Regions from separate parts of the Homo sapiens genome. Here regions 2 and 3 are each linked to region 1. The links are chromatin loops, found by intact Hi-C in ENCODE. Cell type or tissue: heart right ventricle. All regions are shown on one strand.

Evidence for each region. A loop is a pair of places that touch in the nucleus more often than their neighbours do. Peaks named below come from ENCODE experiments on the same cell type or tissue, not always from the same donor. Only the 100,000 strongest peaks of a DNase experiment are listed, where the experiment ranks them.
Region 2: a loop joins it to region 1, with 2.1 times the contacts of the local background. A loop is called at or near these places in 17 of 110 quality-filtered maps.
Region 3: a loop joins it to region 1, with 1.9 times the contacts of the local background. A loop is called at or near these places in 4 of 110 quality-filtered maps.

Annotation. Positions count from the first base shown.
Region 1 is chr4:143,398,036-143,400,535 of GRCh38, forward strand. The region is part of intron 1 of GAB1 (GRB2 associated binding protein 1); the gene reads left to right. Among named protein-coding and RNA genes, the nearest start is that of MIR3139, 56 kb to the left of the region's middle. In heart right ventricle, CTCF peaks have their summits at 1,522 (motif pointing right) and 1,724; no DNase peak of the experiment used is centred here; H3K27ac peaks cover 1,456 bases.
Region 2 is chr4:143,353,768-143,356,267 of GRCh38, forward strand. The region is part of intron 1 of GAB1 (GRB2 associated binding protein 1); the gene reads left to right. Among named protein-coding and RNA genes, the nearest start is that of MIR3139, 12 kb to the left of the region's middle. In heart right ventricle, no CTCF peak of the experiment used is centred here; no DNase peak of the experiment used is centred here.
Region 3 is chr4:143,284,007-143,286,506 of GRCh38, forward strand. No RefSeq gene overlaps it. Among named protein-coding and RNA genes, the nearest start is that of GAB1, 52 kb to the right of the region's middle. In heart right ventricle, no CTCF peak of the experiment used is centred here; no DNase peak of the experiment used is centred here; H3K27ac peaks cover 1,666 bases.

The DNA of each region.
Region 1 (2,500 bases):
ATTCAAGTCCTGGGTTCCTATATCCTGAGCATTTGCTTATTAAAATAAACCTTTGAATACTTCATCTACTCTGATTCAGACTACTCTCTTTCCTCCATGAAAAAGCTGGTGAGGGTGTTATAAGCTGATACTATATACATGTAAGATGTAGTCATGAATCATTGGAAGCTCACTGCTTTTAGAACCTGCCAAAATTACCATACTAATGCACTTCTATGAAGGGTGTTAAAATGGTAATTAAGCAAATAAACTCTGCTTATTTTAGTACCTTTATTCATTTCAGAATATTTTTTGTATGGATCTCTCATTTGATTTTTACACAGTTTTTAGAAGCAGAATTTCTGCTGTTGCAGGGGGAAGTTTTATATGTTCAAGTACTTAAATATGAGAGAAAATCTAGAATTGCCTCTACAAATCATTTTGTTTGTAATAATCATGAGTTACACATTCTGTTTGCTCTAGAAATCAAGAAACAGAATAGTGGATCATTTAAGGCCAGAAACTATATCCACTACTTGTATCTCCCTTTTGGGATGGTTTTCTGATGTTTTTTTCAGTGTGTGTCATTTGTATAACCCTGGCCGGCTGTCTTGAAAATATATGTCACTAATCATGGTAGGGGGTAGGTGGGTGAGGGGGTCATCTGATTGGTTGTTTACATAAATTAGTTGTAGTGTCTGTTATCTTCATATTTAAATAACTGTATATGTTAGTATAAAACTCCAGTATAAAATGGGCAGCTGGCCAGGTGCTATGGCTCACATCTGTAATCCCAGCACTTTGGGAAGCTGAGGCAGGAGGATCGTTTGAGCTCAGGAGTTCGAGACCAACCTAGGCAACATGAGGAAACCTCATCTTTACAAGAAAAAAAAAGTAAGTAAGTAAAATGGGCAGTTGGTTTAGAAGAGAGACAGACAAAACCCATACCCTTTCTAGATAGAAAGATCCCCATCTAGATGAGTGTGCTTTCTGATAGGAGTCACACAGCCATACCTGCCATCACTGAACCATTGTGTCTTTTACTTTACCTGTTCTTTGATTTTGAAATACTGTGGAAATGATTTCTCAGATTTTCAGAGTTGTCTTTATGGAAATGATTTTGTTTTAGTTATTCACGTCTAGGACATCTGAAAACCAAAAGTAAAGTGGCCAGACCATGTCAGTCTAGAAACTAGCAGCCAGTAAATTGTCTTCTTAAATATTAAGAAAGCAATATACTACCTAGATGCAATCAAAGATGTCAGCTTTTCCTTAAAAGGCAATGATCAAAAGTCCAAAGGTGCACAAGGAAATAGTTAAACCTACCTAAGTTGAAACAAAAGTTTTGGCTTTAGGACAAAAGGGTTTAATAGGAATTCACAAGTAACCTTTCTATTTTTGAGTGACTGATTTGCAGTTCAAACTACAGGTAACCTCTTTGTGCTTTGTGTTTTATATTGTTGTTGTGTTTTTGTTTGTTTTCCCACGTGTTGGCAGTGCTTGCCTTTTTTGAAATTTTCCCTGCTCATAAACACTCCACTAGGGGGCAGACAAAAGAATAGAGAAGAAAAGAAACCCATATCAATACACTGCATCCAGTATACATTTACATGACATGTTTGCTGCTCCTTCTCTATACTGTGGCGGAAGTCTTTCTGTTCATTCATCCTTCTTATAAGGGCACTCAAAGTGATTTTTAGCAGTCTTATTTTTACATTTAAAATATAAACATATTTCCACAAGTTAAATGGTAATTTTAAAATTCATTGTCATAGTAATTTTTTATGGTTTTTCTGGTATGTCTACCAGTGAACCACTTAATAACGAACACTTAGTTGTGTATTGATGACTGTAATGATGATCCCTATAGGGTTTATCTTACGTGGAGCATTTGTTTACCCATCCACACTAAATTGAGTCTTGCTCTTTTTTTTTTTTTTTTCGAGATAGGGTCTCACCTGTCACCCAGGCTGGAGTGCAGTGGCGCAATCTTGGCTCACTGCAACCTCCGTCTCCTGGGTGTTCAAGTGATTCTCATGCCTCAGTCTCCCCAGTAACTTGGATTACGGGTGTGCACCACCATGCCTGGCTCATTGTTTTGTATTTTTAGTAGAGACAGGGTTTCACCATGTTGGCCAGACTGGTCTTGATCTCCTGATCTCAAATGATCCATCCTTCATGGCCTCCCAAAGTGCTGGGACTACAGGCGTGAGCCACTGTGCCTGGCCTGAGTCTCTACTTTTTGTCAGGCACATGTCCAAGTTTTGAGAACAGAGCAGCAAAGAGAAAGAGCCTGGATGGTAGAGTGTGAAAAGGGGGGTGGTTATGGCTGCCTCCTAAGCCATTTGGTGAAAAGACTAGGCTGTGAAAGGAAACGGAAGAAATTCTTGATGGCTAATGCTGGGTGGTTTTTATTTCTAATTATTCCTTATAACAGCTCATAATGATTAGAATGCCATATGGAGCTGGAGTTGGGGCTTCACTTGTGAGAGAATAAGCTCCCCTTCTTAATCTATGCCAT
Region 2 (2,500 bases), 44 kb before region 1:
TCTCTGTATTAAAGTATTGACTTTTCCACATACATGCTCTAGAAACCCAGGTTGTACTTTAGAACTTTTCACCACTATAGTATATTAACTAGCTTGCTAATCCTTTTTACTGTCTTTCATGTTCTCTCCCTGCCATCTGCTCACAAGATTTTATAGAATCTTCATATCTGCTTTGTAAGTGTTGAGGATCATTATTGTTATTGTACGAAGTGTCTACCACACCCTCTCATTGCACTGAGAGTCCGAGTAAGTTTAGTTAGTAGATCACTTTGCTCTGAAGTGAATAGAAGGGTTGTTGCTGTATGCTGGTGGAGACCCAAAACCAGCTTCTTCCATTTACTCAATCAAGGAAGGCTAGACTCCTGTGACTTGTACCCTGCACTTTGAAGACTGGGCTCAGGACTTGCTCTCTTCATTTCAGGTGACCTTATTTTCTTGCTTTCTTTTGTTTTTAAAATCGTACACTTGGTATATATCTTGGTGTATCTCCTTTTTATGAGCCTCTGAGTATTCCTAACTTTTTTTCAGATTTTTTTTTCTTCCTTGTTATTTATTCTAACTCATATACTGTTTAACATAGTGATGGGTGTTTCCAATGAATATTTATATTTTCTGAAAACAAGTGTAAATGCTCTTAGAGAGAAGCATAACATTAAATAGCTATCCAAATGCAACATTGAGAAATCACTTATAAATTTTCAGTGGGGGTATTTTAACTTACAGTTTTCCATTTTGAGTTTAAAGTATAGAGAAAAAAAGGGTTACAAAATATTAGGTAAGCAGATTTATTGCCCTTTGCCTAAGTTACTAAAGGGAAGTGTTTCTTTTAAAAAAAACTTAGTGTAGAAGATTTATCATTAAACTATAATATACATATTTGACCTTGTAATATTTTTGTTTACTTATATTTGAATAGAAAATGTGCATAGATTCACTTAAAATGTGTAGTACATTGTTATTCATTATTTCTTTGTTTTAAGTTATAATTTTTAATACTCAGAGATTTCCAAATCTTTAATATCTACCTGCTTATGCCAGTGATTCTTAAATAACTAAAAAATACTCTTTTATAGTAGCTTTTATGCACAATACATTTTTTAGCAAATGTGCTTTGCCCCAAGTTGGAGAATTAGTTATATGTTGAGAAGCCCATGCTTTTACTAAGTGAAATTGAAACATAGATACTGAAATATTTTTCATCCTTCAACTAAGTTCTAGCATTGAAAACATCTGTTTGTTTTCAAACAGGATCTGTTGTTTTTCTAAACCATGTACTTCCAAAGCAGAACAGATTTTCTTCGAGATTTTTATTGAAATACCTCAAGGAGAAGAAAATGACTCAAAGAGGATAAAGGCTAATTTTTCTTAATGAAAGAAGAAAAACATTTTTTACTCTTTCTATTCTTAATTTAGGCCTAGGAAATACCCTGAGTCCAAGGCCAGCTGGTTTCAGCATGCAGAGATAAGACTAGAACACAGCTTCCTGATGCCCAGACCAGAGCTGTTCTCATTACCATTTCTATATCCACCTCCATCTTTAGTGGGTTGCTGTGATTTCCAGCATTCAAACCCTTGCACATTTCCAGAGCCTTTTAGCTGTCTCGTGGAGCAGTTCATCCCAATTGCTGCCTTTTTAATTTTTATTTTCAATTGTGTTTAAAACAAAACAACAACAACAACAACACATAACATAAACTTGACCATCTTAATCATTTTTAAGTGCACGGCACAGTAGGTTAAGTATTCAGATTGTTGTGCCAGCCCAATCTCTCCTGCTTCACCGTTCAATCTCAGTAGCATTGGAAACAACAGAAGGGTCTTTATGCAAATACCTTTCAGGAAGGCGTGCGCCTCACCTGTGTTTGCTCCTTCACAGTAGTAGGAAGTTAATTATGTGGGATTTGCTCACCTGATCCACACAGCTGATCCTACTGTAGTGCACATTTGGAAATCCCACACCCCTTTCTTCCCCTGAGGAAAAAATTCTTTCCTCATCCTAGATTCAGTGCTCTGTTTAATCTTGAGCATATGAGAATGAGTCACCATGGGTAAGAGTGTAATCTCATTTATACCTTTCTTCCAACCCTCCTTTAATTTTTTAAGTTTATGATACTGGATCCTGCTTTCCTACATAAGGGCTGGTGATTTGGAGACTAATTTTGGGAGTGCGAGGTGTTGAGATTTTTTTTGGGAACCAGTGCTTTCTGTTCTGCTGAACATGAAGCTGCATGGCCTAAGTTCTGAAATTCAGGCTATGTATGGAATGTCTGTGTGGATGAAGAAACAAGCCAATGCCTTTTTTTGGGTCGGGGCCGGGGGGAGACTGGGAGAAAGATGAATGAAAATGTTAAGATAGTCTGATTTTGTGGGGGAAATATTCAAATTTTGAGAATTTGTGCAAATCAAAGACAAGCAGTTAGTTGCTTTGTGATTTTATTTTACCCACAAAAGAAATACTTGATATTGTGCTGAAGATGTTGTTGAATAGGTATATTAACTC
Region 3 (2,500 bases), 110 kb before region 1:
ACCAAAGACTCTTGTCCCACCAGCTCTGATGAAAACAGCAAACTGGCCGGGCTCGGTGGCTCACGCCTGTAATCCCAGCACTTTGGGAGGCCAAGGCAGGTGGATCACCTGAGGTCAGAGTTCAAGACCAGCCTGGCCAACATGGTAAAACCCCGTCTCTACTAAAAGTACAAAAATTAGCCGAGGGTGGTGGTGGGCGCCTGTAATCCCAGCTACTCAGGAGGCTGAGGCAGGAGAATTGCTTGAACCCGAGAGGCAGAGGTTGCAGTGAGCCAAGATGGCGCCACTGCACTCCAGCCTAGGCGACAGAGAGAGACTCCATCTCAAAAAAAAAAAAAAGAAGGAAACTGGGAACACAGCAACTCCCAGGTATAAATTACAATGTGAACCTGAAAAGGTTCTCCCTCGAGCAATGTAAGAAAGTTCAGAAAAAACATGTTTTGAATGTTAATTCATCTGTTCCTGTGGAAAAGTATACATACACCTGGATTCGTATTAAGTGCGTATATGTGGACTGTAGCAGGAGACTACAGAAATACATTTGGATGGAAACAAACCCTTGTGGCCAGGCACTGTGGCTCACACCTGTAATCCCAGCACTTTGGGGAAGCTGAGGAAGGAGAATCACTTGAGCCCAGGAGTTCGAGACCAGCCTGTGCCAAATAGTGAGACCCTGTCTCTAAAAAAAAAAAAAAAAAGAATATACAATAACATGTTCTCACTGCAAATGTAGGTGACTCAGAAATTTGGTACATGTAATTAATAAAAATAGTTTTTATTATTTTGTTTTCATTTGTTAAGAGAGGACAGAATAATAGGCATTTTACTAATATTATTTTTCTTAATTCCCATAATAACCATAAATGGGAGATTCTACTGTCCTCATTTTCCACATGAAGGAGATGAAGCTTACAAAAGAGATTTGCCCCCAGCCAATCTAGCAGCTTGTTAATAGCGGGTGGGGTCAGATTTTTAACCTGAGTCTGTTTGATTTCAAAATCTCTATGTTCTTCTCTATACCATGGGTTGACAAACTACAGTCCACATGTCAAGTCCACCATGCCACCTCACAGTCTGCAAGCTAAGAATGTCTTTTACATTTTCAAATGGTTGAAAAAAAGTCAAAAGAAGGATATTATTTTGTGACATGTGAAAATTACATGAAATTCAAATGTCAGTGTTCATAAAGGAAGTTTCATTGGAGCACAGCCACACCCGTTCATACTATCAATGGTTGTTTCATACTACAATGGCAGTTGAGTAATTGCTACAGAGACCATCTCTCCCACAAGCCTAAAATATTTACTGTTTAGCCTTTTTAAGCTAAAGCTTGCCAACCTCTGTTTTGCACTACCTTGTCTCTTAATTTGGTAGTGGAAATTTTAAAAGTATCATTTAAAAAAATAATAATCCCAGTTTTACTACGCTTTCTCTTGAAAGCATATTAGTATTAGATATATATTAGATATAGCTAACACTGAAGTGCATCTCTTTTTTTTTCAAATAACACTTTAAGTTCTAGGGTACATGTGCACAATGTGCAGGTTTGTTACATATGTATACATGTACCATGTTGGTGTACTGCACCCATTAACTCATCATTTACATTAGGTATATCCCCTAATGCTATCCCTCCCCTCTTCCCCCACCCCATACAGAACATCTCTTTATGATGCTCTTGCAAAAGCTAAATCTCCCTGCTTTTTGCACCTCCAACCTGCAAGAAAAATTTCATTCCTACCTCAATGTTCTACCAATCAGATCAAGTTACATTTGTCTCTAACTTAATTGCAGTTCTCCATTTAACCTACGTGGAAGAGAAAAATCTGAACAGGAACACAGACATAAGTGCTGAAGTGCTGGTTTCTTGACAAGTCATGGATTTCTGCCATGGCTGATTATAGGAACCATAAGAAGCCAAGAAGGAGATCACATTTAAGTAGCAGCAAAAGAATACTTTTTCAAGCTATATAATTCTATGTATAGAGAATAACAAAATTATGGCAAACACCACCACACCACACTGCAAACAAAATAAATAAGCTATTGTAAAACTGTGGCTAAATATCTAGTTTCTAACATCTACTTCCAATGGATTTCTGCTGCCTGCATTTCTTTTGACAGCCAGTCTGCTGACCTGGCATCCAAGACATCATTATGTAAAATGTTCTGGGAATCCAACAGTCAGTTCTCAGCATCTTAGGTCTAGCCTCCAAGCATTATTTATAATGCTAATGTCAGCACCATGACCCAATTGTATTCCCATAATCCCCTTCCAAGAGTGGAAGAAAGAAAACTCCCAAGAAATATCTATCCCTGGGACGTCAAAGGTAAGGCTGAGAGCAATGTTGCAGTCTCCTGTTTCTGTAGCTCTTGCTTTCTGACTCTCAGAGCAGCTTCTTTGGCTATTTCTCTAGGGCTTTCCAGCTTACACTGTTTTTTCTTATAACTTTTTGCCATCCGCTAAAGGAATTCATTGAACTAATGTGAAATATTATTA